2 separate regions of the Mus musculus genome follow, and region 1 is linked to region 2. Evidence: chromatin contacts called from ENCODE POLR2A ChIA-PET data. All regions are on one chromosome and are shown on one strand. The core of a region is the stretch at or near the end of the contact, and the rest is flanking DNA. Distances in the headings are between cores, read along the strand shown.

Region 1 (5,029 bases), core at 2,495-4,994, 64 kb after region 2:
CAAGACAATCCCTGTGAAATGAACCTCAAAGCACACATGCCCCAGCTAGACCTGACTGGGTTTTTCCACCCCACCCCACCCCTCGTCCTTCCTTTAACATTATACCATGCCCAGACCTCCAAACCACCTCAGGGTTTTCCAAACTCCCTCTGGACCACACAGTCTAGGCTGACGCCCCTGAGAGAACACACCTCTATCTCCCTTCATCCCGGGACAGAAACCAGGACCCACATCGGGAACTCCGACAGCACCCGCCCTCAGCACTGACTGCCCATCTTCCTGCCCTGTCTTCTTCAGGCTGAGGCCTCTTGCCTACAGCTTCTCAGAACTAAAGTATCCACCTCACTGAGCTCCTCCGTGGCCCTCACCCTGGCCCAGGCACTTCACAGCTTAGGAGCCCACCAGAGGTGATCCCTGTATAGATGACACTTTGTGGCATCAGAGTGTGCTGTGGAACCAAGGACCCAATGGGAGCCAGAGGCTACACAACTCTGTGGGTCTGTGTGTCACCTCCAGCCACCCTTACCTCAGCATTCCACTCCTACACTGCAACTCCACATTGAATTCTGAGACTTCCTTTCTTTCTTTTCCTTCCTTCCTTCCTTCCTTCCTTTCTTCCTTTCCTCTTTCCGGATGGTCTCGTGTAACCTAGGTTAGCCTCCAACCTGCTATGTAGACAAGGCTGACCTTGAATTCCTAGTCTCCCTGCCTCTAGCTTGCCAGTGCTAAGATATAGGTGTGCATCACCACATGTATGCAGTGGGGTTTGAACCCAGGGCCTTTTGCATGCTAGACCAGATCTACAAGCTGGCTATCCCAGCCCGGCATTCTGACCATCTTTTCCTTCAGGACGAATGAATGCTACACTGAAAACCTGGCAAGCTTAGTCCTGTCTGTCCCAGTACCTGTCCTCGACACACTTCTCAGGTGGCAAGAGACCCAGCTGGCCCATGGGCAGCCACCCTTACTAGCACTGTGGTATGCTTCCCATCACCTGTGTGACTCTGCAGTTACGTATGATGAAGAAGTCCTTATTTTGTATCACATATTAAATTTGGTATTTTGATGGCTTTAATTCAGTATGACTAATTTGATCTATCAACCTATATATTTTGTTTCTGCCATGAAAATCATTATTCTAGAAAAATTCCCACACCAGCGTCACCAGACTGACAAGGGAACTCGTGATCTGAACATGTGAGAAGCAGCTTCCCTGGGTCTCTAGGGCCGGTGTGGCCTCGTCTCTAAAGGCAGAAGCAGGTACCCAGCCCCGAAAGCATCAAACCTGCCCTTAGACTGGTTATAGGGGATGGGCAGGCTAACTGTTTCTCTCTAGGGGTCTTTTGGAAAAGGCGGCACCTGCCCTCCTGAGGCAGGAGCAGCTGGAAGGTCAGGCCAGCACCCTGCAGACGTGGTAGGGACTCTGCTGTCACCATGGCTGCAACAATGTGCGTCAGTTCACCATTTATCACTGCCATGGCAACCGGCCTCTCCTGCGCCTGCTCATCATGCAGGCTGCTGGCATGGGCGGCTTCGAGTTTGATTCAGGAGGCTGGTGTCCTGAGGAAGCCCGACATTGGCACCCCCACATGGCATCCTGGCACGGACATACATGTAGCTATCATGTAGCCCTGGGACATGACCTAGGCATTTCATATGCTCCCATATACAAGTGCTTTGGGCTCATGTGACGGCCACTCTGGGATGTGTAAATAGAAGGGTGTGACTGTTTAGAGATTTTTCTGTAGAATTAACCATAGGAAGGGGTGTGTGTGCACACTCACAATCCCAGATTGCAGGAGACTAAGACAGGGAACATGAGGTAAGAGGCCAACCTGAGCTACCTACATAGGAAGACGCTGTCAACTAGGAAGACAAAACAAAAACCTAAAACAACAACAAAATGAGCAACCCTTCAAGGGCTCGAGCAATGGCCCCCAGCACCCACACGGGGCAGCTCACAAACAGGGTGCCAATTTCAGGGGCACCTGCATTCACATGGCACACACAGACATGAATAGAATAAACCTTTTTTAAACAAACATTTAACCTGTTCAGCTAAGACAATGCCTGCATATCCACCCACACACAAGTCAGGCTTTCATTAGGGGCCTACTGTGTGGCAAGCACACATCTTGTTGCCACCGTATACCTGTGCCTGCTGGACTACAGGTGTCATGTGACAAACCACCTGGAGCAGGAAGTCACCTTGGAAACCAGGAGTCACCTTGGAAACCAGGAGAAAACTCCCACCCCTTGCTTGCTCAGACTACTGCATCATTGGACAGGTTTGGGTCTAGTGCTCAGAGACATAAGGGGGCTACTGCACCACATCTGAGGGTCTCAGTGTGGGGGGGGGGGGAGGGAGGAAAGCATAGAGGACAGCTGCCACCCTTCCCAGAAGGCCGCTTCCTGTCACCACCCACCTGCAGTCCCGCTATGACATCTAAGTATGAGTTGTATGACCTTTAAACAGAACAAAGGTTGTATGACTTCACTCCTGGGTGACTTACATGAGGGAGTGGGCCCCAGTAAACCAAGTGCTGCGACAGTCCTGACAGTCCTGAGCTCAGAGCCCCAGGACCCATTAGAAAAGCCACCTGGAGGGCCAAAAGAAACAGATTCCTGGGGGATTGACTGGTCTGCTAGTCTAGCCCTCCCTGGAGCAGTGGGCTCCAGGTTCAAAGACACTGTCTTTTTAATAAAATTTTAAAAATGGAGACACCCGATGGCATGGCTTTAACATTACACACACACACACACACTCCATATGAATATCTCAACACCAACAGTAGCTTAAGAAGCTAATAATGAGCCAGTTGTGTTGGCTCCAGCCTGTATTTCAGCATTCTGAAAGCTGAAGCAGGTGTACAGCTGTGACTATGACGATGTCTGTGCCATACTAAGTTCCATCATAGAGTAAGAGGAACTCAGCCTCAAACCAACAAACAAAAACAAAAGGCCTGACTCTGAAAGACAAGCAAGCCCAGGGCAAGTGGAACCCAGGGCTCTTCCTCCAGGACCCAGCCTAGCCTCAGGCATCCACGAAGGGAGAGGGGAACACTCCGAGATTGCAGAGTTCTTCCCAGGGCTGGGCTTCAAAGCCAATATCTTTGAAGGCACATAGCTCATCTTGTAGAAGTCTGTGCTCACACTGAACATCGGCCAGAAATTATGAATGAAAAGCGTGTGACACACAGCCAGGGAAGCCAACCCATACCACACCGTGGACCACAACAGGCATGGACACCAGCACCTTTCTGCCACTGTCAGCCCCACAGGAAAGCATCTACAGACGCTTCATGGTTGGGTGACTTGTATGGGTTCTTGGCTAGACAAGTCAGGCCAAAGCTGGACACTGCAGGCTCCAGAACAGAGAGGAAGCTGACAGCTTGCAGGAGCACAGACTGATGGTAGGTTCTGTCAAACAGGTGCTTTTGGGAGACTCGGGATGCATCGCATAGTTGACGATCCTACGATCCTACTGTGCAGCTAGCCACATGCCACCCACACTGACAGAGCTACATTAAACACAGCTAGGCTTTTTGGACAAGAAAGGGATGCCTGGAGTGTGTACCAAGAACGGAGCCACGGCCATCTGCTCCATGGCTGGAGAAGGAACACAGCTACCACGCACCATCAGCAGAAGCAGTGTAGAACCACTGTCAGAAGACCTCGGTAACCACCAGCCAACAGAGAACACAAACCCAAAACCAGCCCCCCTGCGGGAGTGGCTTCCAACACAGGAACACCCATGCTCACGTCCTCCTCGCATCTGGCTCAAGAGTCAGGGCCAAGTACAGCTTGGACTGGAACCATGCTTGTGGTCAGGTCCCTCCCACCCCAGTTCTGACTCCCACAGCTTGGCAAACTCTACTGTAAGCCGAGCGAGCGTGCGAGAATATGAGAGAGCAGAACGTAACCACAGCAAGGGAGGGAGCCTTTGCCCTTCCAGGACCTGGCTCCAGACTTAGCAAACAAACGCTGCAGAGACACAGCTGAGCACTCTAGGGCAGAAAGGGTGACCATCCTAATGGTGCGTGAGCACAGGAGATGAAGGCTGAGCAGTGGGCGGTCACTGCCGTAGAACAGGGTGGGTTGATCTCAGAAGCTGTTTGGGGCCACTGCAGAATTGAAATGTTCCAGAGTACACAGAATCAGGAATTCATTCTGGCCATCACCTAAGGTCTCGATAAACCACAAGGCCCTTCAGTGATGTCCTCCCGTGTAGTGGGGGATGGAGGATATCCCTCTGCCACGAGAGGAAAGGAAGGCAGGGACCTCGTCCTCTAGAAACCTGTTTATCCTTGAAAGTTACTAGCTGCCTGGGAGTTTTTTGCTTTGATCACACCTGATTTAAAAAACAAAAAAAACAAAACAAAACAAAAAAAACCCTCTGGGAAATCTCTTGTCATCATAGCCAGTTTGGGTGAGACAGGAAATGGGGTCCTTGGGGACCAGACACGAGGGGTGTGAGGGTGCTGGGTAAGTCAGGATTCTCTGAGGGGCTCAGAGGGTGGAGTACTACAATTACTCATGTGGCCCTTTTGGTTTAATGAGTAATCTGCTAAATATATGTTGACCTTATTTCAGCAAGTGATAGAACGTGCTATGTGAGCGCAGGGTACACACAGAGGCTTAGGGTCAGCTGTGACAGTGACACCCCCTGCGGAGATCCAGCTCACTTTCATCTCAAACGGAACCCACTGATTTACAGTGGGGGTTTCAATGGCTTTTTTGGTTCAGTATGAAACTCTGACCATGACCCTCTTTGAGAAATGGCCCCCAAACCCATCTCAAAAAAATTTGCTTAGTAAATTCTGAACAGTTCTCTCACAAGTTAAACCCCCTCAGGCCCAGCACCTCTTCCCCTGTAACATTCAAAATACCACACTAAACAAATGGGGCTGCTCAAGAAAACTATATAGACAATTCCCCAAGGCTGCACCCCAGTTACTCTTCCAGATACAACTGCCACAAGGGGGCCCAGCTGCTGTGATGAGTACCTGGCTAAAACTGCCCCATAGTG
Region 2 (5,632 bases), core at 1,001-3,500:
GGTTAAAATTTAATTTATAAGGTACCAGGTGGTGATAGGGTCAATGTCACATGCCTTTTAATCCCAGTCTTCAGGAGACAGAGGCAGGTGGATCTCCGTGAGTTCAACACCCGCCTGGTCTAGAGCTAGTTCCAGGACAGCCAAGGCTATGTGAAGAAACCCTGTCTTAGAAAACAACAAAAAAGAAAGAAGACAGATTGCAAAATAGGGAAACTTTATTCAAAGCAAAGCAATACAGATTAGGAGTGTGTGGTCAAGAAAACAGTGGGTCACATCAGTGAAGATACTCAGGGGCCTCACATTATTATTGCCCTAGCTTCAGAGATCTGAAGGGAGGGGAGCTAGTTACTAAGGGGGTATAGTTTGGGTGATTCACTATTTTGACAGATTACAACTTTTCTACCTTACATGCCCTCCAATAATGTTTGATTTTTAACTGCATGCACACCCAGTTGCAACTAGGCAATAAGATGGTAAAATGGGTTTTCCTAAGAGTTCACTTTAAGGACAGTTTGCTTTATTATGCATGCACTCCAAACTAGTTCTGGCTGGCCTCCTTCTCCTTTCATTACTAGAACACAACCAAATAGAATCTAAGTTTATACCAACTAAGTGGAGGAGAAACATTCCAGTGTTCAGAGCGGTGTGTGTTTGTGTGCCAATCCTCCCGTGCATGATGGGGAGAGTGGTACCATAGGCTATTAGTGGCATTGTTCAGAAGTGTGCACAGCCCAAGCCTAGTGGCATCCTAGCTTCCTAAAACAGTCCTATGCTTGTCTGCCTCACTTGGGTGAAAGGAAGCATGTGAAAGGCAGGCAAAACTCATCTTGTCTAACGGCTTTCCTTTGCTGCAGATCTGAGAACAAACATCACTTCTCAGAGGCCAGCTTACCAGTTATGACACTTCCCACTGGAAATGGTATTCTTTCCCCAGACATCTGGGTGAACATAGCCTTATTGAGAGCACGCAGCTAGCTTGCTCACCAACTGTGCCTTCGTGCCTGACACTAACACTGGATATAAGTTCTACATCTATGGTCTCAAACAACCTGGGATACAAAGTATTCAGGAAAAAAAACAAAACAAAACAAAACAAAACCCATCCCTGCTGACTGGACATGTAGAAATCTCTCATCATTGTTCCCTAACAGTCCAGCAACTACTCATATGGCATTCACGAAGCACTTAATCAAGAAGACATGGGTATTGTATGAGAATGTGCCTAGGCGTTATGCAGTTGTCGTCTTTTGTATTTAAGACTTTTCTGTCGGGCGTGGTGGCGCACACACTCCGGAGGCAGAGGCAGGGGGATTTCTGAGTTCGAGGCCAGCCTGGTCTACAAAGTGAGTTCCAGGACAGTCAGGGCCATACAGAGAAACCCTGTCTCAAAAAACCACACACACACACACAAAAAAAAAAAAAAAAAAAAAAAAAAGACTTTTCAGCATGTACAATTTCAGTATGTGTGGGGATCTTAGAACCAATCCCCCAATAGATACTGAGGGACAGTTGTATCTTATGTTTATTGGACTAGGATATACTACGGTAATGACGACACTAAAACCAAACATGATCCAATCTATAAAACCCTGCCGATTTAGTTCCTCCAACTATATTTAGTGCCATCTTAGGAGTTTTTGTTCTCTTCAGACCACATCAACTTTACTCTCCCAAGTTTACTCCACAGCTCATCTAAGCAAAAGTCCACGGTCTCACGGTTTCATCTGCCGTGGAGTCCCACTTTCTGATATTCTTGGACGCTCCCTCCAGACCACTTGATAGGATGTTTCTAATAGTCTTCATTCTAAAGTCATGGCCCATCTTCTTCAACAAGACCTTGTGTGGCCAGGCTGGCTAGAACTCTTGGTGATCCTTTTGGCATTGTGGTGGGATTACAGAAGACTCTAGGACCATTCAGTTCACCTGTCTGCTTAGCAGGCTAATCCCCATACGCCTCAAGAAAGACATGGGTAGTGGCCGCCTTTCCTCCCTATTCCTCTGGCCAAACTGTTGCCATGGTTCGTTTGATTCCCTCCAGAACATGACCTCCTAAGACATCTCTCCAGTTTTTGAAAGGACAAATCTGTGCAGCTCGGGACTGCCCGAGCAAGCACTCGGACGCCTGAGAGCGCTTCTTCCGGGAGACTGCCCCGGCGTTTCCGAGAGGGATTTTCCCGGGCGCCGGCTCCCAGGCTTTCGGGCCACCGCGCTCCACAGCGTCTGCGCAGGCGCGGCCGCGCGAAGCATCACGGGCCGCCCGGGACGGACGCGGAAGATGGCGGACGCGGCCGTGGGGAAGGAAAAGTGCGGGGACCAGCGGCTCGTGTCATTGCCCCTGTCCCGCATCCGAGTCATCATGAAGAGCTCTCCCGAGGTGTCGAGCATCAACCAGGAGGCGCTGGTGCTCACGGCCAAGGCCACGGTGAGCGGCCGGCGGGGCGACGAGAGGGGCGGGCGCGGGCACCAACCGCCCCTCGGGCTCCGCACACACGCGCCTTGGCCTTTGGCTGCCCTGCGGGGGCCGCGCGGCGCCTCTTTCTCTTGCGTCTGCGCGCTACACACCTCCTCCTCCCCTCCCGCGGGCTCAGCTCCGCCCACTGCGCCGCTTTCGCTCTGCAGGATCGTCTGGCTCCCAGCGTCCTCTGCGCCCCGCCTCCCGCGTCACTCCCCGCTGGGCCTCGCGCACGCGTAGTTAAGGGTTCGGCTGCGTGCGCGAGTTGAGGCGGGTCTATGTCGTGCGGGAGGTCGGGCTGACTCTGACTTCCCCCAGGAAGATGCGGGAAGGTTCTCCAAGCTTCCAGGACGGCTTGCAAGGCTGTCTAGGGCTCTTCAGCCCTCAGGACTCTGGAGGTAGTCAGAGTTTACGCAGACATCCGCTGTCACAAGTTAAATTATAACCGCATAGTCCCCTCCCAACACACATCGCTTTGTCTTCTTATTTTGTTCTATATTTCCAGCCATCTCTCAGTATGTTTTCCCTATCCTGGAGCTCTGTAAACCACCAGAATTACCTTGAACTCGAAAGAGATCTGCTTGTCTCAGCCTACCAAGTGTTGCTGGGGTTTAAGGCTTGTGCCACCACACCCTGCCACCTTGGTCTTGGCCCTTCTGAGTACGGCGATTAAAATTTCCTGACCCCACTCCTGGTTTAAAGTTTGGTTTCGATAGTGGTAGGCCGGGAACCTTATTGTTCTGAGACCCAGCCATGACTATTGGCTCTACCTTCTTTTCCAGCCTCTGCTTCTAGAACTTCATTCAGTGCGTGGCATTTTTTTTTTTTTTTTTTTTTTTTTACAATATTTTGGACTAGGGACAAAGGTACAAATCTTGTGACTGCAATAGAGTCAACCTTAAGTAGATCCTGATAAAATAACAATAGTTCCCCAGTATCTTTGGATTGGTCCTCCAAAGCCAAATACAAATCTTAGGATAACAAGCCCCTTTTAGACAGTGGTGTATATTTACATGTAAACTATACATGTCTCATTTCTAAATCATCTTAAGATCATGGTGGTGGCTGGGCAATGGTGGCGCATGACTTTGATCCCAGCACTTGGGAGGCAGAGGCAGGCGGATTTCTGAGTTCAAGGCCAGCCTGGTCTACAGAGTGAGTTCCAGGACAGCCAGGGCTACACAGAGAAACCCTGTCTCAAAAAAAAAAAAAAAAAAAAAAAAAAAAAACAACAACAACAACAACAAAAAAGTAGAACCTATTTAAAAACAAAAAACAAAAAAAAAGGAAAAGATCATGGTGGTCTTCCTCTTATTTCTGTGTGGTGCTAGGATTCACATTTTTTTTGTAAGCTTCATTCTAGTGTTAAGGACCTAATCACTATGCAGACAGTTCTCTGATCACGTACTAGCTGAGATAATACTGAACCCTGGGGAAGGTTCAGTTTTTATTTCTGAGCATTGGGCTCTTGTCAGTTCTGTACCTAGAAGGTATTTGGGCAAAATGAGATGTCATTTTTCAGTCTGAGGTTTTTGATTTTTATTATAGTTATGAGAAAACAAGGGACTGAAATAGACACAGACGCCTGGCACCTTATGTCTGTAATATAGTCCTTTGCAAGCCAGATGTAATTTGGTTGATTGGTTTTCATTTTTCAAGACATAGTTTCTCTGTGTAGATCTGGGTGTCCTGGAACTCTGTAGACCAGGTTAGCCTTTAACTCAGATAGGTCTGCCTCTGCCTCCCAAGTGCTGGGATTAAAGGCATGCACCACCACTGCCTGGCCTTTTACTCCATTTTGTGTAGGCTGGTAACACCCCACCCCTTCCTCCCTTTTAGACAGCAGCTCATTTAGCTCAGACTGGCCTTGAACTTGATATATAGCCATAGCTGCCCTTGCTTCCCTGTGCCTCCTACCTCCACCTGAGTGTTGATATGATAGGTATGGATCACAGCACTCCCTGAAACCACTTGTAAATATTTTTGATACCCCTGTAATCATTTGTAAATATTTATGTTATACACCTAAGCTCAGCTGGGAACTAACTGCCTGCTGCTTCCTTTCTGGTCTTATGTTTCTGTCTCTTGTAAACTGATTTCCTGTCATTTGAATCGAGGAACCAAGATAATCTGAAGTATTAATGGAGTGTTAAGCTTATAAAATGTGCGGTGGGTTTTTGACCGAGCCCTCTCGTTTGATTTTCTTTGTGTTGGTTTAGGAGCTCTTTGTTCAGTACCTAGCCACCTGTTCCTACAGACACGGAAGTGGCAAAGCCAAGAAAGCACTGACGTACAGCGACTTAGCCAGCACTGCAGAGGACTCGGAGACACTTCAGTTTCTCGCAGGTACTTAACCTTTGGGGCATTCTGTTAAAAAAAAAAACAAACAAAAACAAAAACAAACAAACCTTGTAGTGTGAGCTCTTCTTCCCTTTGTTCTGCTTGGTGCCTCAGTTTACCCTGATCTGGCACAGGGAGATATTACTAGCCTTCTCCATTTGAGCCCACCAAGAAGCCAACAGTATGCAGGTGCTTCCCTGGCCAAGCCGACTCACTTAGAGCTTGTCCTGTACCCCCAGCACCCCTAGACAGAGCATGCACGCAGCCATGGAGCAGGCTCTGGCTAGAAAGAGCTTCAGTCTAGCCCAGGGGCCAGCTCAGCCTCCCTCAGCTAGCTTGGACAGTGCTGTTCACAAAACGTGTTTACCAGCTGTGGAATGTGAACGATTTTGTAAGCATGCGCCAGGAAACTGCCTGTTTCTGTGACTCTTCACCTAGAATCATACCTGGATTTCATCTGCTTTAGAAGGTGTTCTAGAGTTAAAGGTGGAAATGATACATTTTGAAACTTGAATCATTGTAGTCATAGTTCACCATAACCAATTATTGACAATGTTTTCCGCTTTTAAGATATATTACCAAAGAAGATTTTAGCTAGTAAGTACCTGAAAATGCTCAAAGAGAAGAGGGAAGAGGAGGAGGACAATGAGGACGATGGAAGCGACCTTGGTGAAGCCCTGGCTTAGGCCAGCAAGAAGAGCTCTCATCCTGTCCTGTGAGCACATGCAAGGACAGACTAACAGCTGCGAAGTGAAGGGCACTGCAACTTTGTCTCAGACTTGCAACTTGTTGCATTCCCTCTTGCAGTGGAAAGGACTGGACAGCAGCAGCCTCCTCTAC

What was found. ChIA-PET counts read pairs that join two places held with the same protein, here RNA polymerase II (POLR2A).
Region 1: POLR2A ChIA-PET joins it to region 2 with 19 read pairs in Patski. The contact joins the enhancer-like site here to the promoter of Chrac1 in region 2. POLR2A ChIA-PET finds 5 or more read pairs at or near these places in 3 of 5 experiments (Patski and embryonic stem cell).

What each region holds. Positions count from the first base shown.
Region 1 is chr15:73,150,973-73,156,001 of GRCm38, forward strand. The region is part of intron 1 of Ago2 (argonaute RISC catalytic subunit 2); the gene reads right to left. Among named protein-coding and RNA genes, the nearest start is that of Ago2, 31 kb to the right of the region's middle. Within about 2 kb of position 3,745, at least 2 of the 3 ENCODE cell types and tissues checked have a DNase peak (open chromatin) inside an H3K27ac peak, as active enhancers do.
Region 2 is chr15:73,088,162-73,093,793 of GRCm38, forward strand. It overlaps Chrac1 (chromatin accessibility complex 1), which reads left to right and starts at 2,251. Exons shown (of 3, transcript NM_053068.3): 1 at 2,251-2,422; 2 at 4,672-4,798; 3 at 5,363-5,632. The coding sequence starts at 2,276. The coding sequence ends at 5,478.